Regions from separate parts of the Homo sapiens genome. Here all the other regions are linked to region 2. Evidence: chromatin loops called from intact Hi-C (ENCODE). Cell type or tissue: mammary epithelial cell. All regions are shown on one strand. Region 1 holds the start of LOC101928636 (a long non-coding RNA gene). Region 2 overlaps CDCP1 (CUB domain containing protein 1). Region 3 overlaps LOC101928636 (a long non-coding RNA gene).

The links. Hi-C counts contacts between places; a loop is a spot of excess contacts. Peaks named below come from ENCODE experiments on the same cell type or tissue, not always from the same donor. Only the 100,000 strongest peaks of a DNase experiment are listed, where the experiment ranks them.
Region 1: a loop joins it to region 2, with 5 times the contacts of the local background. A loop is called at or near these places in 10 of 110 quality-filtered maps.
Region 3: it touches region 2 in a loop (4-fold over the local background); 11 of 110 quality-filtered maps call a loop at or near these places.

The regions. Positions count from the first base shown.
Region 1 is chr3:45,195,658-45,203,657 of GRCh38, reverse strand. LOC101928636 (a long non-coding RNA gene) reads right to left here and starts at 1,829. Exons shown (of 4, transcript XR_001740675.2): 1 at 1,634-1,829. RefSeq lists enhancers at 2,488-3,255, 3,256-4,021, 3,012-4,211. In mammary epithelial cell, no CTCF peak of the experiment used is centred here; a DNase peak (open chromatin) is centred at 3,617; H3K27ac peaks cover 2,978 bases.
Region 2 is chr3:45,120,947-45,128,946 of GRCh38, reverse strand. All of the region lies in intron 1 of CDCP1 (CUB domain containing protein 1), which reads left to right. Among named protein-coding and RNA genes, the nearest start is that of CDCP1, 21 kb to the left of the region's middle. RefSeq lists a silencer at 407-651 and enhancers at 3,969-4,468, 4,469-4,970. In mammary epithelial cell, a CTCF peak has its summit at 3,161; DNase peaks (open chromatin) are centred at 3,096, 4,406, 4,866, 5,686 and 1 weaker place; H3K27ac peaks cover 6,893 bases.
Region 3 is chr3:45,205,742-45,213,741 of GRCh38, reverse strand. It overlaps LOC101928636 (a long non-coding RNA gene), which reads right to left. Exons shown (of 4, transcript XR_001740675.2): 3 at 1,216-1,384. Among named protein-coding and RNA genes, the nearest start is that of TMEM158, 17 kb to the left of the region's middle. In mammary epithelial cell, a CTCF peak has its summit at 3,003 (motif pointing right); DNase peaks (open chromatin) are centred at 3,061 and 6,051; H3K27ac peaks cover 481 bases.

The sequences.
Region 1 (8,000 bases), 75 kb before region 2:
TCCAGGTTTTGGTAATTACAAGTAGGGTTACTATGCACATTCTTGTATATTATTATTATTATTATTGAGACAGGGTCTCACTCTATCACCAAGGCTGGAGTGCAGAGGCACCATCATGGCTCACCACTGCCTTGACCTCCCAGGCTCGCATGATCCTCATACCTCAGCTTCCCAAGTAGCTGGGACTACAGGCACATGCCACCATGCCTGGCTAAATTTTGTGTTTTTTATAGAGATGGGTTTTCACTATGTTGCCTAGGCTGGTCTCAAACTCCTAGGCTCAAGCAATCCTCCAACCTCCGCCGCCTGAGTAGCTGGGACTACAGATATGTGCCACCACACCTGGTTAACCTAAAAAAATTTTTGTAGAGATGGGGTCTCCCTGTGTTGCCCAGGCTGGTCTTGAATTTCTGGCCTCAAATGATCCTCCTGCCTCAGCCTCCCAAAGTATTGAGACTACAGGCGGGAGCCACAGTGCCCACCCTTCTTGCACATTATCTTTGGTAAGCACACACATTCATTTGTGTTTACTACATACCCAGGAGTGTGTGTCTATGTCATAGAGTCTCTATGTGTTCTGATTGAGTAGATAGGGAGTTACTGTTGTTCCATGTCCTCTCCAACACTTAGGATGGCCAGCCTTTTAATTTTAGCATTCCAGTAGGTGTGTAGTGGTAATCCATTGTGGTTTTAGATTGAACTGCGTTTCATATCCCTATTAGCCACTTAAATACAGTCATGCACCACATAATGATGTTTTGGTCAATGACAGACTGCACATACAACAATTATATTATATTATATGTTTACAATACCATATTTTTACTATACCTTTTCTATGTTTAGGTGTGTTTTGACACACAAATATTTACTGTGTTACAGCTGTCTACAGTATTCAGTACAGTAACATGCTGAGCATGTTTGTAGCTTCAGAGCAATAAGACTACACCATATAGCCTAGGTGTATAGTAAGCTATACCATCTAGGTTTGTATAAGTACACTGTATGATATTTATACAATGACAGAATCATCCAACCCATTTCTCAGATCATACCCCTGTCATTAAGTGGTGCGTGACTGCATTCTCTGTTGTGAACTGCCAGTTCAGGTCATTTGCCCATTTCCGTACTGAGCTGTTGACATTGCCTATTGGCATGGAGGGGTTCTTTATGTCCTGTGAATCCTCTGTGAGATGTACTTATCAACAAATGCCCTCTCAAGTCTGTGACATCGTTTTCATAGTCTTACCTTCTGATGGTTGGAAGTTCTTAAATTTAGTGTAGCCCAATTTATCAAAATTTCCCCTGATGTTTAATGCCTTTTGAGTTATATTTAAGAAATAGTTGCCTATTGCAGAGACTGAATTTTAAAGATGATTTTAGGTAGAAAGAAATGAAGTTTTAAAGCAAGAATCACTTAGAGAAAAAATTGTAAGCAAAATGTTTATGTACATCCAAGTTGTAATGTGAACATTTCAGCCCTAAAACATATATTTTAGACTTACTTGGACCCTGAAAATAAAGTTTACTGCCTCGGTTGTTTTTCTTTTTTAATTCATCATGGAATATCAGGGTTGCAAAGTCTGAAAAGTCTTTCCTTTCGTTGGTCTGACTCAGGTCAACAAATACTCACTGAGCACCTCTCTGTGCCATGCTCTCCTGGGAATTAGGAATGAGAAATGATGGTGTTGCTCAGGGCCTGGTAGGGAGGATAGTGCGCCCAAGTCATCTTGATCCCAAGCCATCTTGATGATGCTGCAATGGAAGCATGTCCCTGGCATCTGCAGCCTCAAAGGATAAGAGTGCATCTGCTTGAGAGAGAAGGCCTGCAGAAGAAGAGAGATACTTAGGAATTGGGTCTTAAGCAGCTGTATGAGAGCTCTCAGGTGGATACAGATGGAGGGTATGGGTTTTGTTTGTTTGTTTGTTTGTTTATTTGAGACGGAGTTTCGCTCTTTTCACCCAGGCTAGAGTGCAATGGCGTTATCTTGGCTCACTGCAACCTCTGCCTCCAAGATTCAAGTGATTCTCCTGCCTCAGCCTCCTGAGCGGCTGGGATTACAGGCACCTGCCACCACGCCCAGCTAATTTTTGTATTATTAGTAGAGACGAGGTTTCACCATGTTGGCCAGGCTAGTCTTGAACTCCAGACCTCAGGTGATCCACCCGCCTTGGCCTTCCAAAGTGCTGGGATTACAGGCGTGAGCCACTGCGCCTGGCCTGAGGGGTTTTATTCCAGGGAGAAGGAATAGGTGATCTGTGGTTTGTGCTTATAAGGGATTGGGCTTGAATGGGGACATTTGCAGCCTGCCTTCAAGGCTTCTACGTGCCTCATGGACTCAAACTCCAAAATAAAACTTCCAAACATCCCCTTTCTAGACCTGTGGTGGCAACAGGTGACCCATTGGGAAATCTAGGATCCTGGACCCAAGGACCAGAGCCAGGATGTGAGGTGGGCTGTATTGCCCTACTTGGTAGCATCTCATTGCCTACATCTGATCTTTGAAGGAGTTGGTGGCTTTCAACTTGCCAGAAAAAGGACCTCTTACAGAAAAATTGGTTTGGAAGGCCTATACATGAAGAGGAAGCTGTGGAAAAGGGGTGTTCCTTTGCTGAACCTCCTAGAGTAATAATTACTGTGTAGTATGACCAACACTTTATTATGACCAACCTTTATTATAACCATGTTTTATTTTAAATGCCTGGCTTCTAGTGACAATGTACACCTGGAAAAATAAACAAGTTTGAGGCTGGTTACAAAAGGAAAAAAAGATGCTCACTAATGGTGCTGAATAATTAAGAGAGAACAGAAAAAGAACACACTTGATTAAGCATCAATGGGGTCTGAGGCTATTCTAAACATTTTACTCACTGTATCCCATTTTATTATTGTGACACAAAGGTAGGGTGTAATAATCCCCATTTTACAGTTTCCATGAGCAAACAGAGCTCCAGAAAGGTTAAGTCACCAGGCTGGACAGTAACAGAGCCAGAATTCTCACCTGGGTCTGAGTCTGACCTCCTCTAGCTAGAATTATTGCAAACAAACCAATGTGCCTGACAAATATGGGGCACAGTTATATCACTGCCACATAATTAAAAAGGATAATTGCCCCAGGGAGAAGAGCGGCACATGGTGACGAAGTCCCCTGAAGGGTGGCAAATATCTTGTGAGTTCAGGGGAACTAGATGATGACACCAGCAGGTCCCAGCTGGCAAGTGCCTCCTTGCTTCCCTATGAGTTTGCTCTTCCCAACAGTCACACAGGAGTGTCCCTGTCTTTCTACTGTCCTGCCTCCAAGTGTTCTCATCTTAGCCTGTCCTTTTAGATCATTCTCCAGACTTCTAAATAGGTTCTCTTTTCTGTTGATTAAAATAATAATAATAATAAGGCTTTGATTCTAAGCCTGTTACATACAATGATTCTTAACTGGATGGTGATTGGTGATGACTCACTTACCAGCGATGTGGGAGTGTCCTTACATTCCTGCGGGCTTGGAAAGTATTCCCTGAGAGCCTTTCCTTGTGTTGAAGTCCATTCATCTTCCTTGCGTTCCCCAACCTTACACAACATCTGTCCTCCTGTCTGCTTACCTGCAGTGTAATCAAGGATCTCACAGGCATGTTTGATGCTCAGAGAACTCAGGGATGTTTCAATCAGCGACTGTCCCAGAGCTGCCCTGCATCTTAGTCATCGTGTTCCGATGGGTTTCTGCACTTCCTTCATTCATAAGAACTGTTAGTTCAGTGCCTTTTTAGGAAAGGATCACCCAGCAGGAGAGCTGGAGAGTTTTTGGTCTGCATAATAAGTGGGAATCACAAGGAGATGACAAATACAGTTGAGGGGTTGGGCTGTGGGAAGAGTGGAGATTAAAACAGGTAGAAAAGGTGGCTGAATGCTGGGCAGGAAAAAACCCAGTCACAGAGGAAGGCTATCTTGAAAGGAGCTAGCCTTGGAGGAAGGCTTGCGAGGATGATTTCACTCTGCATGGAAAAGATGGTTGCAGTTGTATTTTTTAAAGATGGATGCAATATCTCCCACCTCTCCCCAACCCCATGCTTTTCTATTACCTTATCATTTCTCCATCAAGAGGTGGAGTTCAATTCCCCTCCCCTTGATGTGGGGTGGGCTTTTGTGACTGGTTTGTTTGTTTGTGTGTTTGTTTTTTAAGACAGGGTCTCACTCTGTCACTCAGGCTGGAGTGCAGTGGCACAATCACGGCTTCACTGCAGCCTTGACCTCCCCAAATTCAAGCAATCCTCCCACCTCAGCCTCCTGTATAGCTAGGACTACAGGCACACACCGCCACGCACAGCTAATTTTTGTATATTTTGTAGAGACAGAGTTTTGCCATGTTGCCCAGGCCGGTCTTGAACTCCTGAGCTCAAGCAATCTGCCCACCTCAGTCTCCCAAAGTGCTGGGACTACAGGCGTCAGCCACCACACCCATCCTCTTTGTGATTGTTTCAATTAACAGCATGCCATTGAAGTGATGCTGTGTGACTTCAGAGGCTCAGCTGTAAAAGGGACCCATATTCCACCTTATTCCCTGTGATCCTCACTCCTGAAGTTTTGAGCCCTGTGTAAGCATTTTAACTGTCCTGAGGCCATCAGTCTGTGAGGAGGCCTAAACCAGTCCACATGGAGAGGCCACAGAGGCCCTGAAGCCATATAAAGAAGCAGAGGTGCCCAGCCGGCCACCTGCTGCTTCAACCCTGGCTCTCCAAGCTCCAGCCACTGTCCAAGAGTAACCACACAAATGACTGGAACCAGAACCACCCCAACAAGCCTTTCCCAAACTCCTTATCTACAGAAATCCTGAGAGATTACGAAACTGTAAGGCACTAAATTGTGAGGTGATTTGTTCTGCGGCACTAGCTAGCTAAACAGAAGTTCTGGCCAAGTCTATATTAGGCAAGATAACAAAGTGGAGTCATTGTAAATCATTTGAAGAAAGAAACATTTTGCTTGTCTTTTCTGGATTTTCTATGCCAAAGCATTTTGGATTAAATCAATAGCACTTTCACCAGCCTATGGCCTCAAAATGATGCCCTCCTTCCTTATAACCACATGGTAAAGACCCAAGCCCCATCATCTTGACCACTGGCTATCAGCAACCCTGTGGTTCAACCTGCTACTTCTAGGAGTCACATGGGGTGTCCTCTCAGGCCTGCTGATCCACTGCAGTTTCTGTCCCACCTGTGCATCACTTCCTGCCCCAGCCACCCCTCCTCCTGGCCAGGACATTGCCCACAAGGTCATTTGGTGGAGCTTTCTCACTACCATGCCATCTGGTTCTGGCGCTGAGGCAAGGTGACCAGTCCTGCCCACAACCAGTGCCCCATGGTGCTCCCAGGACCCTAAAGCAGATGTGCTTGGGCCCAGGGTCTCCAAAAATCTCATCTGAGCAGCTTCATTCTCTAACCCTTTTCCTTTCTCTATTATGGTTCAAAGAAGAGATGCCATAGCATCCCTCTGGTGGTCCTTCTGTCTCCTCCAGCCCATCCTCCAATTAAAACTGATCCCTCTTCCCCTCACTGTAGATCAAAAGATCCCATGCAGGCCGGGAGCGGTGGCTCACGCCTGTAATCCCAGCACTTTGGGAAGTCGGGGAGGGAGGATCACTTGAGGTCAGGAGTTAAAGACCAGTCTGGCCAACATGCTGAAACCCTGTCTCTACTAAAAATACAAAAATTAGCTGAGTGTGGTGGCACATGCCTGTAGTGCCAGCTACTCAGGAGGCTGAGGCAGGAGAATTACTTGAACCCAGGAGGCAGAGGTTGCAGTGAGCTGAGATCAGGCCACTGCACTCCAGCCTGGGCAAAAAGACTGAAACTGCATCTCAAAAAATATTTTTAAAAAGATCCCATGCATACAAAGAGAAGCTGGGTTGGGATGGGGGGGATTTTTATACATCAGGGCCCTTGTGCAACCCACCAAAAATACTTCCTAACTGGAATCATCTCAACCAACAGCCTCATCTCCACAGAGTACATTTGACTTCTGAGGAGTCAAAAATTTTTTAAAGGACTATTTAAATTGTATTTCAGAGAAATGGGGGTGAGAGAATTAAGATATAAAACCTGCTGGCAATAAAACTCTTCCACTTATGGGAATCTTTCCTGGTGGATTTTGTGGGAGCATTATTGCATGTTTCATTACAGACTTGAGCAGACACTGGTGCCATTATGGAAACACATCACAACACGGGGTTCTCTGCAAACCAGTTTGCTTTAAAAATGCATTTAAATTATGCTCTGCAGGCTTTATGCCATAGACCTGAAATCAGCTAAGAGCTGGTTATCCCAGAGTCCTGGTCTACATGATTAGTGGGATCCATTAATAGATGGGTATATCTATCAGGTCACTGGGAATCTGAAAGGACAGCTACTGTGGTATGGAACATTTTTGTAGCCATGCAGAACAGAATCTGAGCTGAAATCTGCAGCTGTGTACCTACTTGGAGTTTCTAGACAGGACACTAAAGATGAGGAAATTATTTGTTGAGACCTCATGAAAATTAAAGACATGGGAAAGAAATGAAAAGAAAAGCTATGGCTTTAAAGAGTCTGCAAAAAGGAAAGAGACGTTCAGTGTTAGTGAAAGTCAGTGCAGAAGAAGATGGAATGGAAATTTTGAAGCAGAAGCCACTATTATCACAGACTGCAAATGACATCTCACCAGAGAATCGCCCAAGGTGAGAAGCACCATATTCAAAAGAGCTTCTACTTAACATGGCCACCGTGAAAATACTTTCCCCAACTCCTACCCACCCTGAGGCTTTTCAGAAAATCACCAAAATGTCCTTGACTAACAGCAGTACCTCACTCTTGCCATAGAGATGTCTGACCCACCATCTCTTTCCTCTCCTGCCAGGCAATGGGTGCCCTCCTTCAGCCCATTCCTCCTTTCTTCTGTCTCCACTACTCATGGATCAATTAGCTCCCAGACATATGGCTGCTACCCAACCGCTTGTCCAACAAGATCCCAGCTTTGTTCTGTACCTACCTTCCTCCATGGCAGTTACATGATTTGTAGGGGATGAGCCCAACTTCATCTCCCAAAGAGTGGGTGCTAATTAGTGTAAGCCAATGTTGGTGGCACCATTACCCTCACCTGTGATTGGGTTAGGCAGGAACATATCATACAATTTTGGCCAATGAAATATGAGTGAATGTTTATGGGGAGTTTTGGGAACCATTTTTGTTTTGGTTTGGCTTTTTAATAGAGATGGGGTCTCATCATGTTGCTCAGACTGGCCTCAAACTCCTAGTCTCAAACAATCCATCTTGGCCTCCCAAAGTGCTGGGATTATAGGCATGAGCCACTGGGCCAAGCCTGGGAATCATTTTTTACTGGTAAAAGAGACATACCTCCCCCTTTTATCACTAGACATGGTTGGGTCTGCTGATGATGCTAGAACTGTGGTGGCCATCCTGGGACTAAGGAGAGCCAACCTAATGATAAAAGAGCAAAAACAAGGAAAGAACCCAGGTATTTGGTCCTGTCGTTGAGCTGCCAAACTATCAATGTTGGAGACACCCCGGCTTGGGTATTTATATTGGTTGGTCCACTGTCAGTTGGTATTTCTGTTGCTTGTATCTGAAAATATCCTAACTGATATAACCATTTAGCTTACTCCTTCCTCCATTCTTCCAGCTCTTGCCCAGTTGGAGAAAGCAGCTTAGGGATTCTCTGTCTCTATATTTTTCCTTTCTCTTTTTATTCCTTTTGTGAACCCAAAGGTAACTATCATAATTGCTGATAGGTTTAAGAGACAGCTCAACCTTGCAACTGTATCATAGAAAGAGAAACCCTGAAGTTTTAAAGTTAAATGACACAACATGTTCCAAAGGAATTGTTCTACTTCTCAGGGGTCACAGATCCCTTTGAAAATCTGATAAGAAGGCCGGGTGTGATGGCTCACACCTGTGATCCCAGCACTTTGGGAGGCCAAAACGGGTGGATCTCTTGAGATCAGGAGTTCGAGACCAACCTG
Region 2 (8,000 bases):
TCAGGAGTTCCAGACCAGTCTGGCCAATATGGTGAAACCCCGTTCTACTGAAAGTACACAGATTAGCCAGGCATGGTGGCGGGCACCTGTAATCCCAGCTACTCGGGAGGCTGAGGCAGGAGAATCACTTGAACCTGGAAGGCAGAGGTTGTGGTGAGCTGAGATTGTGCCATTGCACTCCAGCCTGGGCAACAAGAGCAAGACTCTGTCTCAAAAAAGTAAAATAAATAAAAGAAACAACTTGCATCATCACATATCATTTTCTTTCTTAAGGACCTTGAGAATTAAGAGTAGGGAGTGAATGAATGTATAAAACAGTCCCGTGTTGATAAACTGTTCCAACAAGTTGGATTGACTAAGCGTGCACATGGTTCTTTTCAACGTTGCTATTGGAACTTAATTTTACTCTCTTCTGTAATTAATCTAAGAGCTGTGGAAATAGTAGACTATTTTAATGGGAACTTTGTGTCTCTCTCACTGAGGGGGTGGGACCCTGATGTCTCTTGAGCCCTGAGGTCACTGGATATAATTCTGGAAGTTGGAGCCCGGCCTTGTTCATCTTTGTATGCCAGCACCTGGCATGACAGTAACTCATGGCAAAATGATCTTGAGAGATGTGGCCAGAGTCGGCCTTCATCAACATTTTGCAGCAAGTTGTCTCTGCACTTCCCACCTGCACTGTGCATGCCCTTGTCCTACTCCCTCGGGCCTTCTTCCCTGCCCTGACTTCCCAGTGCAGTCCTGTGTCTCAGGCCCACTGCAGGTGGGAGGTTGTGCTTGATCACTCCCCAGGTCCTTTCTTGATAACTAGGGTCTATGTCCAATCCTTCCTGGGTGTTAACTGATCACTGCAGTGTTTAATGTGGTCCTTTCCTTTGGAGAGCCTATAATGGCAGAATGGCAGGCAAGTTCTTGTAGCCACCTGTGGCACAGTATCTTCAGTTGGGAGGTGCACCTGCCGTTGGGGTTGGGGAATGGGATGGTCACCTGCCCTGCCACCCATCCCTTTCTCCAGACCTGCAACAGTAGCCTGAAAGCATTTCCTCAGCTTGGCCTGACGGCTGTACCTTGCCCCAGCTTCTTTCTAGGGGAGTCTGGTAAGCAGCCATCATTTCACATCCCTTTACTTCTCAGAGGGAGAATGAGAGATTTGCCCTGCTGTCTTGACAGGCTCTTTCCTGAAACCAGCCATGGGAATAAGGTGGAAGGAGTGGGGTGGGGAATGGGAATTGGCAGGTCCTGGCAGGTCCTACTTGACTTCCAAACCAGTGGATGAAAGGCTTTACAGCTCAGATACCCAGAAGGACAGGTGGAGGTCTCTTTTAGGAAGAAGCATTTCCTGTGAAGCCAAAGCAGAAGCCTGGTTGAAATTGACTCAAACTTGCATCGGATTTTCCCATGAGTCTCATTGACAGCTGTCTAGAGAAGTGAGTCCTGCAGGCCAGGGCTTCTATAGCATGCTTTTCTGCTAAAACTTGGCACTGGCCTTTCATTCCCAGTGCTTTGTTCTAGAATCATGGCTGCTTTTCTTTTGCCACTAACTCAGCCACATTAACTTCCCATGCCCACACCCCCCGGGCAGACCTCATGAAGCTGTGGAGCCATCAGCAGTGGAACCATGCCAGTTCCCTTTCTTAGAACCTTACACCTGGCACTGCCAAAAAAGAACAATACAAAAGAACAACCACGCCCCAAACATTTCAAATTCTGTGGAATTTAAATCTTAAGCTTAAATTCCAACTATACTTTCAAATTACTTTGACATGAAGGAGGATTTGCAGTAATACAGTGTGCTTGTTGGACCATTTAAAACAAATATGTTTTCCTTTTGATATCCTAGAAAGCCAGCAGCTTGGAAATACTTCATTCTACCTTGATTGACTTTGTTGGTAAGAACAACGCACCATCATCAGAAAGTTCCTGGTTGTGTGTGGAGTTCTTCGGGCGGGGCTAGCTCTGATGAATAGTCATTTATCATGCCCCGGGCACCGGTGTCAGAGCTGGGACACAAAACTTGTCTCTACCTCTTATTAATCATATATGCCTGGGTACATTACTTAACCTACCCAAGCCTCAGTTTCTTCATCTGTACAATGGGGTTTAATATTAGAACCTACTTTATGGAGTGGTTGTGGGGATTTATAAATATTTATAAACATATGCACGGGGCTGCCTAATATTAAGGAATCATTAAATGTTTGTTGTTGTTACTATTTAGACAGGCCTGGTGTCTAGATTCCAAAGGTTTTTCTCCCATCCAAGAGAGAATGATTAGCCCTTGAAATGGCAATTCATGTTCTAGTTCTTTCTTATGTGAAGGTGGAAATGAACTATTTCCAGGTAGGCAGATCAGTGGTCTTCCTGTTGTTGGCAAGACTTACACCTCAATTTACCAGTCTGTAAATGGACCCGGCCAAGTCAATGACACGTGGATTTTGAGTGTCTAAACCAGTTGTCTCTCTATGCCTTTAGGCCTCACTGCCTCAGGTCCACTGGACTAGGAAGACTCCAAGTTTGGCGATGTGACTATCTGGCACCCCCACCCCTCCCACAGCAGGCACTGTTAGAATGAATTCTGTTGGAGGTGACTCCCCACTTCCTGGAATCAGCCAACAACTGCATTCACTTAATAAGAATGGCAGTTTCTGTCACCTCCAGGGTAGACAAAAAAAAGAAACAGAGAGAGAGAGAGAGAAGAAGGAAGGAAGGAAGAAAGGAAGGAAAGAAAGAAGGAAGGAAGGAAAGAAAGAAAGAGAGAGAGAGAGAAAGAAGGAAAGAAAGAAAGAAAGAAAGAAAGAAAGAAAGAAAGAAAGAAAGAAAGAAAGAAAGAAAGAAAGAGAGAGAGACAAAGAATGGCAGCAGTTGCTCCTCTTCTGCTAGGTAACTTGACCAGCCTTGGCAGCTTCTATGAGGGCAGCTCATTGTGGTACCCTGGGTGGGTGGAGACTGCAGAGGTGCCAGGGTTGAACCAGAATGTCCCAGCTGCCTCCTGAGTTCAGCAAACTTGGAGAAGGGAGGTCACTTCTCTGGTCTCAGTGAGGGTGCTGGAGTCACATGAGTCAACATGTAGAAGGGCCTATTAATAGCCAATGATCAGGGCCAGGGCCATGGCTAGGTGAGGCAGATAAGGTGTGCAGAATTTAAGGAGGCACTCATACTTGCTTCCTTAAGTGGCACTGCCCTGACAGTGAGTGCCTCCTTAAGGTTTGCCTCTTCAGTGCTTTGCCTGCCTTACGTAGTCCCCACCCAGCCAGCCAGGACTGTAGGCTTTAGACTCAGAGCCAAACTGCTGCTATAGTTGTCTGCTTAGCACCCTTCAATGGTGCCCCATCGCTGCTAGTAGTAGTTGTAATATGCTATCATTGATAATATCAACAATACTAACAGCCAATATTGATTGACTACCTGGCACCATTCTAAGCACTTTGTAGGTATTAACTCATTTAGGCCTTACAGGAATTTCATTATTATCCTGTTTGCAGATGAGGAAAGTGAGGCACCAAGAAGCTAAGGAATTTGCCCAAGGAAGCACATCTGGGTGAGTGGTAGTGCCGGGAATTGACCCTAGACAGTTTGATTCTAGAATCTGTACTCTTCACCACCACACCAAGCTGCTAAGGTGTGCTGGTCCCAGTGGGTGAAGCCCAAACTCCGTGGCCAACAACCAAGCCCTTTCCCACTTCTCCAGCCTCCTCTACCCACCCAAACAAAACTCTGGCCAAATCAAACTCCCCAGAGTGGCTCCAAGGAAGCCATGATTTTCATATCTTGGCATCTTTGCACCTGCTATTCCTTCCATCTGTCCTTCCTGACAGTCATCTCACAGTTCCTGGTTGGCACACTCATATCCATTCTTTTAGACCCATCTTAAGTCATACGCCTTCTGTGAAGCCCTCCTTGACCACCACCCCCAGATGGTTGATAGCAGACCCTCAATGTCTTCAGAGTACCTTGAAGTTCCCTGGTGTCCTAAAATTACTATTTGGGTCTAATGAACAGACAGGCAAATGTTCATTCAATGTGTGTGAATTCAACACTCGCTCCCTGCAGGGAATAAAGGTTGGGAGAAATCATTGCAATGGTGTGTGTGTCCCCTTGGGGTGGATATGAGGTAGGGTATAAACTTGCCAATCTGCTGGACATCCTGGGGCTCCCATGGTGTGCACATCCACAATTTAATGAAACGTATTTTGCAAACCTGGCCCCTAAAAGCATATCACGACTTATCTGATGCTCAGTCTGAAAAGCAGGGATCTGCTCCATGGATGGAGGAAACACCAGCTGCTGGACTTGTTGAGAATGGAATGTTGGTCTGCAATGTGACCTCTTCCTAAGAGAGGACAGGGCTATTTTGGCCATAAGTGGAACCTGACTCACATGCAAGCCGTGACTGAGCAGCCACAAACTTCTTGGTTTCTGAGTCTGCCTCCCTTGGCATCCTGGGCACTCCTCCAGGGCACCATGCATCTTAATATGTATCTCCTGGTGCCTAGGCTGAGCCCAGCCCTGGCTGGGAGCTGCTCAGTCCATCTTCCTTGGACAGAGAAGGTGAATGAGAGCCGAGTCCCACAGGCAACCACACCCAGAATTGAGGCAACTTGTTCCAATTCGTCTACAAATTTTAGACGGGTTGCCAGTTATTTTGCCAGTCTTTTAAACTGTATTTGACAGATCTGGGAGAAAAATGACTTCCGGTGTTTATCACCTGGAATTCCCTCCCCTACATTAGTTTCCCTTACTAGAATCGAGAATTGCAAAGAAATAGGATGGCAGGGAGAAGAAATAACAGGGATGTGTGATATGGTGATTAATGAATGGTGAATCATGAATGATGATTAAAACAAATGGAAATTCTTCCCCCAACCCTGCCTGCCCAGGAAGGAGCTGGTGAGGCAGATGCTCACAAAGGTGTCCTAATAAGGAGAGGTCAGGAGGCAGGAGAGCTGAAGAAAAGAGCTGTGTGTGACTCAGGAGCCCAAGCCTGTGCCTTGTAAGCTTTTCCAAATGCCCTAAGCCCAGGAGCCCATGCACTGCTCTAGTGAAAGCTTGGATGCCTTTCAGCCCATAAAGCCTCAAAGTCACACCAGAATCTGGAGCATTTCTAAGTTTCTCTGAACCTGGGTAATGATTTTCTGAAATATTAGACCAATGAAATACCAAATTCCTGGGGAGGCAAAAGAAAGAGATGTGATCCAAGCATTTGTGATCAAATGAGCTGACAAGTTACTCTACTTAAGCAGTGGGGATTTTACCACTGTTTTTATTGCAGCGAAATAAATGCCTCCAGAGTGGCAGAATTGGTGGGGGTCAGGAGAGAGTCCACATTTCAAGTATGTACAAGGTGTTGAATCATTATCTTCTTGCTCCTGTTCACCCCTTCTAGCTAACTTATTTATCAGTTAGGATGAGGGGGATCATTAAAAATGACAGCCATGTGAGTGATGTGTCCTTGGCTGTGACCCTAGAAAAGAGCCTATAATATAAGTCATCTCCTCCTGTTGGAAAGGTAGCTAAATTCAGCTTTGCCTATCATGTGTCTTTAGCTTAGTTGTTTCCTCTGAACTATGAGCTGGACACCAGGTGGGGGATTACTCAAGCCCAAATTCTCTGGTCTGGTATACCAAAGAATAGTTACAAACTACAGCTGGACAGTAGAACGTGCTGGGTTGATCATCTCAGCCAGGGCAAAGAAACATATTAAGACGTTAAACATCTACCAGGAGTGAGTCATTTAACCCTCGTAAGGTTTCATCTTCCTTGATTGCAAAATGAGTTTGTGTGAAAGACCATAAATAAAAAATAGAAACAACAGAAGTAGCATTAGTAATTCATGAAGGAAGGACTGGTATATTCAACGCTTAGAGTTGGAACAATGGGCTCTCCATATGGAAAAAAAAGTAAAAGCGAATCCCTACTTCTCACCATGGACCAAAAAAAAAAAAATCCCTACGTCTCAGCATAGACCAGTACAGATTCCCAGAGCCCTTGTTATACCTACTAGGGCTTAGAACTTTATCACAGACCATTTGTAGGCCCTTAGTCTAGGCTATTAATTCCCTAAGGGCAGGGACTCTGGCTGTTTTTATCATTAAGTCATTTGCACCAAGTGTGTCCCTAGAATAGATTATGAACCCAGAAAATGTTTGTCGAATGAATACATCATTTCCAAAATTCTTTAAAAAATGAATTTCTAGGCCAGGTGCAGTGGCTCACACCTGTAATCCCAGCACTTTGGGAGGCCGAGGTGGGCAAATCACTTGAGGCCAGGAGTTCAAGACCAGCCCAGCCAACATGGTGAAACCCCCTCTTTACTACAAAATACAAAAATTAGCCAGGCGTGGTGGCACACCTGTAGTCCCAGCTACTCGGGAGACTGAGGCACGAGAATCACTTGAGTCCCAAAGGCAGAGGTTGCCAAGATCACGCCATTGCACTCCGGCCTGGGCAACAGAGGGAAACTCTGTCTCAAAAAAAAATTTCTAAAAGAGATTATACATTTTTCTGGCTGGGCACAATGGCTCACGCCTGTAATCCCAGCACTTTGGGAGGCTGAGGTGGGTGGATCACCTGAGGTCAGGAGTTCAAGACCAGCTTGGCCAACATGGTGAAACCCCAGCTCTACTAAAAATACAAAAATTAGCTGAGCGTGGTGGCACATGCCTTTAGTCCCAGCTACTCGGGAGGCTGAGGCAGGAGAATAGCTTGAGCCCAGGAGGCGGAGGTTGCAGTGAGCCGAGGTTGCGCCACCGCACTCCAGCCTGGGCAACAGAGTGAGATTCCGTCTCAAAAAAAAAAAAAAAAATACAGATTATACATTTTTCTTTGACTGTCATTATAAAAGAATACCTTGCCATATACCCAGAATTATTTTGGGTACTAACCTGGCCAAACAACAGAGAAGAACTGAGTGGAGAGATTTTGGTGAGATCAGCTTTGGTCTTCTCTGAATCTAAGTTAAAGAGATTTAAAATATTACATATACCTAGGCTTCCCCCAAAATATTATTAAACCATATTTTAACTGTGGTAATGATTATTCTTTTATTAATTTATTACATGCCTACTTTGTGTGAAAACATGATCTTTTGAACACTTTTTCTTTTTATTAAGGTATAGCTTACATAAAATAAACATCATCAATTTTAAGTGTACAGTTTGATGAATTTTGGCATTTGTATACAAGGTGTAATCACTGCTATCGTCAAGATACAAAACAGTCCCCTCACCCTGCACGGTCTGCTTTGCCCCCTGGTACTCCATTCCCTCTCCCCATCTCTAGCCTTAGGCAATGCAGCTCTGCTTAGCGTCTAGCACTGATTTAAAATAATGATCATAGGGGCAGGAATTTTTAAATAAAGGATAAAAAAGCTGACAGAAGGGGAAATGGGAATAAGAAAGAAATTGGTAACATAGCTAGATGGGCTGTAGCCTCAGATTGGACTCAGCTTCACTTGCTGGTGAATTAGCCCAACTTGGAGAGACTGAGGGCTCCAAGAATTTTTTTTACAAATAACACAGTTAGACGTTTTCATGATTACAGAAAAAGAACACAAGAGTTGTAATATACAGCTCAGATATAAACCTGGCAACTGGGTTTCTGAACATAGATCTGGATTCATTTTTAATCTGACATCTTGAGGAACTCCTCAGCCTCAGAAGATTCTAAATGGCCACACTGCTTGAAGACCAAGCATTTGAGCAAATAAAACTTCTGCCCCTGAGAATATATTCTCTCTCAAGCTATTAATTAAAAGATGCATAGTCCCTTGTTCTTGCCAGGATTTATTAGCCGAAAGTAAAATATGGGAATGGTAGTATGTCTATGAGAAATTAAATGCGGTGAAGACAAGCACACAGGGACTAATAGTTTTATATGGAGTTGTTTTGGGGCTTAAAACGTTTTGTCTCCTCGTGGGGATCAGGCACTGCCTTGGTCGTGGGGCTACCACTAAAAAATACGGGCAAGTTCCTGCTGCCTCCTGTAGGAGCTCACGGACATCA
Region 3 (8,000 bases), 85 kb before region 2:
ACCACCTAGAGTCTGGTTCACTCTGGGGCCCTGGGGATGTTGAAGGAAAGGTTTCTCGGGGCCTTCTGCCTCCCCTCTGACCACCCCACTGAAATGGAGAGTCCCAGCACCGCGTAGGGCTGGGGCCACAGGCTCTGCCGCTGCACTGGGGCAAGGACCCTCCATGGTTTCTGATCCTTCAGTGTGGGGAGGGGACTCTCCAGGTTTGCATCCCCTCAAAGAGTCTCTCTCCTGTGCTGAAGCAGCAAACAGATGTGGGGTCCTCCAGGAAGGCCTCGCCACTCCAGGAATGGCCCAGCCCCACTCATACAGCTCCCCAAGTCCCTTTTCAATGCAGATCCATGACTGGCCCGATTCTAGGCTCAAATAAGCCCGTGTTCTTTACAATTCACATCCACTTCATTCCGGAACCCCCATGTCACACTTAATTTGCCAGATGAGATGGCCGAAACCCTGCAGATTCAGCTCAGCCTACCAATTCCCTTCAGAGGGAAGTCAAAGGCCCAACATCGTTAGACATTTTAGCTCATGGAATGATTCCAGCAGAATGGAGTGAGAAGTGGGACCAGCCAGGTGGGGTGGAGGTGGTGCCCAGTGAGGCCAGACTAGTCTATTTCAAATACTAGCCCTGGCACTGGCCAGCTGCTTTCTAGGCCTCAGTTTCCTTTTCTGTAAAATGGGAATAATAACAGTACCTCTCCCATAGGTACTGTTGTCATGATTTTAAAGGAAAACATACCTAAGAGTTTACTTCCTCTCCACACTCCTTTAGAAACACATGTCCCAACTGGAGACCTGGCTCACCCAGGACTATCTTATAGCCTAGTTGGTTCTGTTTGGGATGATAAAAAAGTTTTGAAACCAGAGAGTGGTGGTGGTTTCACAATATTGTGGATGTAATTAATGCCACCAAATCATATCCTTTAAAAGGGTTAAATATTAATTTAATAGCCAGGCGTGGTGGGATTACATGCCTGTAATCCCAATTACTTGGGAGGCTGAGACAGGAGAATTGCTTGAAACCGGAAGGTGGAGGTTGCGGTGAGTCAAGATCGCACCATTGCACTCCAGCCTGGGCAACAAGAGCGAAACTCCATCTCAAAATAAATAAATAAATAGATAAACAAACAAACATAAAAGAATTGCATATTATGTATGTCATACCACAATTTTAGAAAACATTTTTAAAATAATAAGAATAAGGGAAAGGCTTACCTGACTCCAACTGAGAACTGAACATGGGTCATAAAAGATGGGTTTTGTCCCCTTCCCAGTGGAATGATCCAGAAACAGCCTGCGCCCCCTGATGCACGGGCTCCTTGTGGTGGCCCCGCCTACGCCACCCCACTCCTGGGTTTTTCTCCTGCTTGAGTTGCGGAATGGCCTAGTGCAGTACAAAGGAGACAGTTGAGGCTTCTCTCTCTTTCGTCACCAGCACAGACAGATGTGGCAATGGTGTTCAGGAAAGAGAGCTGAGAGCAGACTCGATGCCCCGCCATGAGGCAGGTGATGGAACCCCAGGTTTCTGCTCCCAGTGTACCCAAAGCAGCCCCCCTGGTCCAGCAAACTCCCAAATTCCATACAGGCATGACTGCAGGGAACAAGTGAGAGAGCGTCCCTGCCGCCTTCTATTTCTGCCAATTCCCTCTTCTTTTCTCTCAGGTCTGAGTCGTGCAGGAAAAGAGTGATGAAACCATTCCCTCACTCTCTCCTGCCACTGAGAATTATTCGTTTTGTTCCAAAGAGTCTCGTGGGCTGGAGGCAGCCACAGGGCTTGGATGGAGTTCATTATCGGGCACAGACCCAGGGCAGAACATAAAAGATTCAGCCTTGACATTTTACAGATGGAAACAAATTTCTGCGCTGTCATGGTGGGGCTCAGAGAGAGCACATTTTAACACAGACACAGGATGAAAACTCTTTACAGTCCTGGACTGGTGGGAGCAGCAGCACAGCTCGCAGGAGACCAACATTGGCACGATCGGCCTCATGACCCTCAACAAGGCTCTCATGCTCCATGAGCCTCAGTTCCCCTATATATACAAGAGGGGACACTAAACACCTGCTGTAGGGCTGTTGGTGCCTAGCGCTCCCATGGCACACAGCCTATCTGGACCTACCTCTAGGTTATCAGCTGTGTCACACTTTGCCGGGGACCACGGATGTGTACTATTATAAATAGCTATTGTTTATTGAAATGTTACTATGTTCTGAGAATTTTTAATCATGCATATAGAAGACTTTGGTGGTGCCCCAGCCATCCCCCCTCCCCACTAACCATTTCCATACATGTTGTCCCAACTTCCGAATGCCATCATTTCCGAATCTATCTGAGGATCCTCTCTGGTTGCTGGTGCCCACCGTGCCCACGTGTCAAATAATGAGAGAGCTGAGGCATTAAGGCACCCCAGGAGTGGTCCTCCCACAGTGAATGATGGGAATCTGTGGATAAATACCCCAGCTCCCTTGCCCCTCAGGCAAGGTCCTACTGAGAGGGATGGTGTGCAGGTGCCCTCAGTGGCAAAACACTTGCTGGATAAGTCACTCTTGCCATCTTCTTCCCCACTCCTGGCTCACATCGCCCTCCCCAAGTGGTTTTTCCTGGAGTCACTTCTCAAATAAACTACTTATGTCTGAATCTCTCAGGATCTATTTCTGAGGAATCCAAAGCATAATCTTATTTTTAACAAAGAACCCAAAGAGCTAGGTACTTTGATCTTCCTTTTACTGATAAGAAACAGGCTTAGAGACGTTTAATGTCTAAGGTTGCACAAGCCCTAAGCGCAGAACTTAAATTCTGACATCTGGCCACAGGGCCCCAGCCAAGCCAGCAAATGTCATGTCCAAGGCGGTGGCTTGCCAGGGAAGCCTGAGGCTGCAGAGGGTAAATCCCCTCCCCATCCACTTTACCCTCCACCTAAACACACACACGCGTGCACACACACACACCCCCCCCAACAGAGAGAGAGAGAGAGAGCCCATCCCACAGAGTGCCCGCCACCAGGTGGTGCCCTTGCTGGGAGGTGCAGGCTGGCCCTGCAGAGAATCTACCCGCAGGCCAGTGGTGTCGTCAGGTCTGGCTGAGCTACTTCGAAGAACCGAGCAGTCGGCCTTCAGAAGTGTCTTTCTGAGGAAGGCTGGAGCCCAGTAGGCAGAACTTGGATTGGGAAGTTTTTAAAAGCTCCCAGGACTTCTGAGCTGTTGGAGCAGCACACACACACGCACTTCCCCAGCTGTTAGCAGTGGGAGGACAAGCGTACTTTCTAAACCTGCCTGCAAAGTTGAGGTTCTAGAAACCCTCTCTATGGTCACTCAGGGTAGCAAATTCCATCTTCCTGGTCCAGCTCCCGTACTGTGGGACATAAGGACCCCCACCCACCCACACCCCCACAACCTCTGCCTCCTCCCCACCTTGCCTTGGTGTGAGGATTGGGCTTGGGACTTGGGACGGAAGGATCAGGGGCAACAGGACAGCTCCTTCGGTGGAGCTGCCCCAAGGTTCTGGCCCTGGGCTGACCTGTGTTATTTGCAAGTGCAGCAAGAAGGGACAGAAGCCTGCTCTCCTTTCTCTGGGGTGGTTCCAGCCCCTGCAGGAGACCACTGGGACCTAGCATCAGTCTCCCCAAAAAACACAGAATGACCGTCCGTGATTTAAAGGAGTACCACTCCTGTTTTTCTGCTGTTAAAGTTCTGACTCCAGGTCAGGCACAGTGGCTCATGCCTGTAATCCCAGCACTTTGGGCAGCCTGGGGGACAGAGTGAGACTCTGCCTCAAAAAAAAAAAAAAAAGGTTCTGACTCCAGACTGATATGTCAAGATACATGATTCTGTTTTTTGTTTGTTTACTTAAGCTGTAAAACCCAACTTTAAATTCCTAAATATATCCACAGAGCCTCTTATTTTCTTCATATTTATCTTAACATTTAAAAATGTATCACTGGCTGTCTTAGGTCGGGTTCCCAGAAGCAGACATTGAGATGAGTTTTGTGTGCAAGTGATTTATGAAGGATGTGCTCTCAGAAAAGCCAAGCTAGGGCGTCATCTCAGGCTGAGTCCCAGGGAGAATAGCTTTAGCCTGCCCCACAGGGAACCCCAAGTATAAATAGCCCTCAGAATCCCCCTGCCTCCCACCCCGTGCACCTGGACAAGGCTTACATTCCTACATTCTACCAGTCATTGGTGAAGGGCTGCCCCAGAGGAGTGTAAATTCTCAGGCAATGCCCCCTCCAGCAGCCCAAGACTGGATCTACAAAGAAGAGTTACAGGTGCCAGCTGCTGGGAGTGGTGATGAGGCCACACACTCACGCATCAGTAAAAGCAGATCCAAAGGCTGGGTACGGTGGTTCACGCCTGTAATCCCAGCACTTTGGGAGGCCGAGGTGGGAGGATCGCCTGAGGTCAGGAGTTCAAGACCAGCCTGGCCAACATGGTGAAACCCTATCTGTACTAAAAATACAAAAACAATTAGCCAGGCATGGTGGCGCACGCCTGTAGTCCGAGCTGCTCAGGAGGCTGAGGCAGGAGGATCACTTGAGCCTGGGAAGTCGGGGCTGCAGTGAGCCAAGATTGCACAACTGCACTCCAGCCTGAGAAAAAGGTATGAGACTCCATCTCAAAAAAAAAAAAAAATTAAAGAATCTTGTGAACAAGTAAGATGCACATACAATCACAGTGATACACATACACATGCACATATACATAGAAAAAAGATGGGAAAAAAATAAACCAAGATGTTTACAGTGGTTATCTATGGCTGGTGAAATTACAGAATTATTTTTATTTTCTTCTTTATAGTATTTCCCCCCAAGTTTTCTACAATGAAATCATATATATTACCATCATAATTGAAAAAAAATAAGTATGTAGTTATGGAAGTCATGAGTATCCTGTGGTCAGGGTAGAATTTGCTCAGATATGCAAAACACAACCATCAATAAGATCCCAACCAGCTCTTGAAACCCCATTTCCGCTGCATGCAAGAAAATTTTTGATCTTACTGTTATGGTATCTCAGCCTCCTCTGGTTTAAAATAATCTCTTTTTGAGTAATTACATAGTGTCTGGGTCTCTCCACCAATGCAAGGATTTTCCTTTCTCCGCTTTATTCCAAGATGGCAGCTGGATGCAGGGGAAGCTAACTTAGCTTCAGGTCTTGGCCTTGTGGCACAATCACATGCTGCCTGCAAGGTTAGAGGCTTTACCTTGCTGCCTCAGCCTCATCTGGCTCTCACTGTGACTCCTGATCCCCAAGGGCTGCATGGGAAAGCTATTTGATTGCTGGTTTGAGGAGTCCTTTCTGCAGCTCTTCGTTATAGAGTCACTTTGCCTTCTTTATGGTGATGTTCTGGTGAAATCACCAGCTAGTACCTCAGATACTTTTTGGCCCCCAACCCCTGTTGGCACACAGGAACTCCTGGGCTCCCTCCACAACTCATGCAAGTTCAAATGTTATTTTACTTTTTTTTTTTTTTTTTTTTCTTGACAGCCTCTCCCTCTGTCGCCCAGGCTGGAGTGCAGTGGTTCGATCTCGGCTCACTGCAACTTCTGCCTCCTGGGTTCAAGGGATCCTCCTGCCTCATCTTCCCAAGTAGCTGGGACTACAGGTGTGCTTTTTGTATTTTTAGTAGAGACGGGGCTTCACCATGTTGGCCAGGCCGGTCTCGAACTCCTGACCTCAAGTGATCCACCCGACTTGGCCTCCCAAAGTGCTGGGATTACAGACTTGAGCCACCGCGCCCAGGCAAGCCCATACGTTCTATGTCAGGTGAGTTGTCTCAGGCCCAGGCCACTGAAGTGCCTCCCTCAGCCATTTCTGCTCTGTGACTTGGGCACCATGTTGGATGCAGCGTTAGCCTGATCCAAAGGCTCCCTTGAGAGATTTGAAGACTCCTCAGGCTATACCCAGGGAAGTGGGAGCACCAGCCCTTATGTTCGTGGAGTCTTTAAAACTATCTGAGTGTTTCTATCGTCTCTTACACCTGGAGCTTTGATCCTGATGGGTGGGGCGGGAAAAACCAGCACACTCACAACCTGCCCCTGGCCTGCCTTTTCTTGTCCCATTTCTTAACTCCTTCTCCAAGTCTCAAAGTAGCTGTCCTTCTTCCTGTAGGGTAGAAACTTCCCTTTTGTCATATCTGCATTTTTCTTTCTTCCATGATTCACTCAATGATCACTCAATTTCTCTGAGCTTCGATTTTTTTGATATGTAAAAACCCCAGCCTTGGGGGTTTTAAGAAAACCCTTTCTCTCTCTGCAAAGTCTGGCATTTGAGACTATTGTCTTGCTATCAGATTTTAAGTCTACTTTGAAACTTAAAGCAGAAAAATGAAGCCTTTCATTAATGCTGTCACCACCTTCCTCTTCCTTAGAGAGATTTACCCCTGCTTCCTGGTCCAGGCTTAATGGCACAAAGGCTATAAGAATGAGTGATGAGGCCAGGCGCAGTGGCTCACACCTGTAATCCCAGCACTTTGGGAGGCCAAGGCAGTCGATCACCTGAAATCAGGAATTCGAGACCAGCCTGACCAACATGGTGAAACCGCATCTCTACTAAATACAAAAAATTAGCCGGGCATGCTGGCACATGCCTGTAATCCCAGCTACTCAGGTGGCTGAGGCAGGAGAATCACTTGAATTCGGGAGGTGGAGGTTGCAGTGAGAAGAGATCACGCTGCTGCACTCCAGCCTGGGCAACAGAGCAAGACTCTGTCTCAAAAAAAAAAAAAAAAAAAAAAAAAGGCCTGGCCTCGTGAAGGCAATTTGGAATGTAATTTGGCAAGAGATATCCTACCAAGCCCCTCCAGGTGGGGCAAAAACCCTTTGCAGCGATGGGTGCCCCTGGGAAATAGGACTTTACCCTATCCATTTTCAGGATGAACTCTTAGGAATGTGCTAGGGTTATTCTGTACCACACCTTGCACCTGGTAAGTGGACAGGTATGTAGCCAGTCTCCAAAATACTTGGGGTTGCAGGGCTAGAAGTAGGAGCAATAAACCCCTTCACCCCTCCTATTGGCAGATGGCACCTTGTGCCTGGCAGAGCCCTTGCTCTGTGAGGTTGGCATCACTTGTGGAGCTCTGTCCTCATGGGCATTTGGGGATCTGAGGACCTTTACCTGTGTCTGTAAGTAAGCTGGTGTTGAGGCTACAACAGCTCCATCCTGGAAGTTAATCCACCATGTTAGCTTCTGATTAACCGCTGTTCTGGGAAGTCCTCTAAGATTTCCAGTTTATTGTTCCTTGTTTAGAGCAGGTACTTACCATAAATCCTGCCCTTAGATCAAGCAACCTTGATGTTATCTACTTCAATTGACCTACATGTCCCTTCTAACCCACCCCTCCCTTGTGGTATATAAGCCCAGGGTCTTGGGGGGTGATGGTGCAGGGATCCCCCATCTGGTCTTGCTGCCACTGGAGAAGTAGACATGGCTTCTGTTCCTAAGACCCTATTAAATGTTTCTTTCTAAGAAACCAGATTTGGCTGGGCACAGGGGCTCATGCCTATAATTCCAGCACTTTGGGAGGCTGAGGCAGGTGGATCATTTGAGGTCAGCAGTTCGAGACCAGCCTGACCAACATGGTGAAACCCTGTCTCCACTAAAAATACAAAAAGTAGCCAGGCATGGTGGTGGTGCATGCCTGCATGCCTGTAGTTCCAGCTACTAGGGAGGCTGAGACAGGAGAGAATCTCTTGAACCTGGGAGGCGGAGGTTGCAGTGAGCGAGAGTGCCACTGCACTCCAGCCTGGGTGACACAGCAAGACTCTGTTTAAATATATATATATATATATATATATATATATATATATATATATATATATATATATGGCCGGGCGCGGTAGCTCACGCCTGTAATCCCAGCACTTTGGGAGGCCGAGGCGGGCAGATCATGAGGTCAGGAGATTGAGACCATCCTGGCTAACACGGAGAAACCCCGTCTCTACTAAAAATACAAAAAATTAGCCAGGTGTGGTGGTGGGCGCCTATAGTCCCAGCTACTCGGG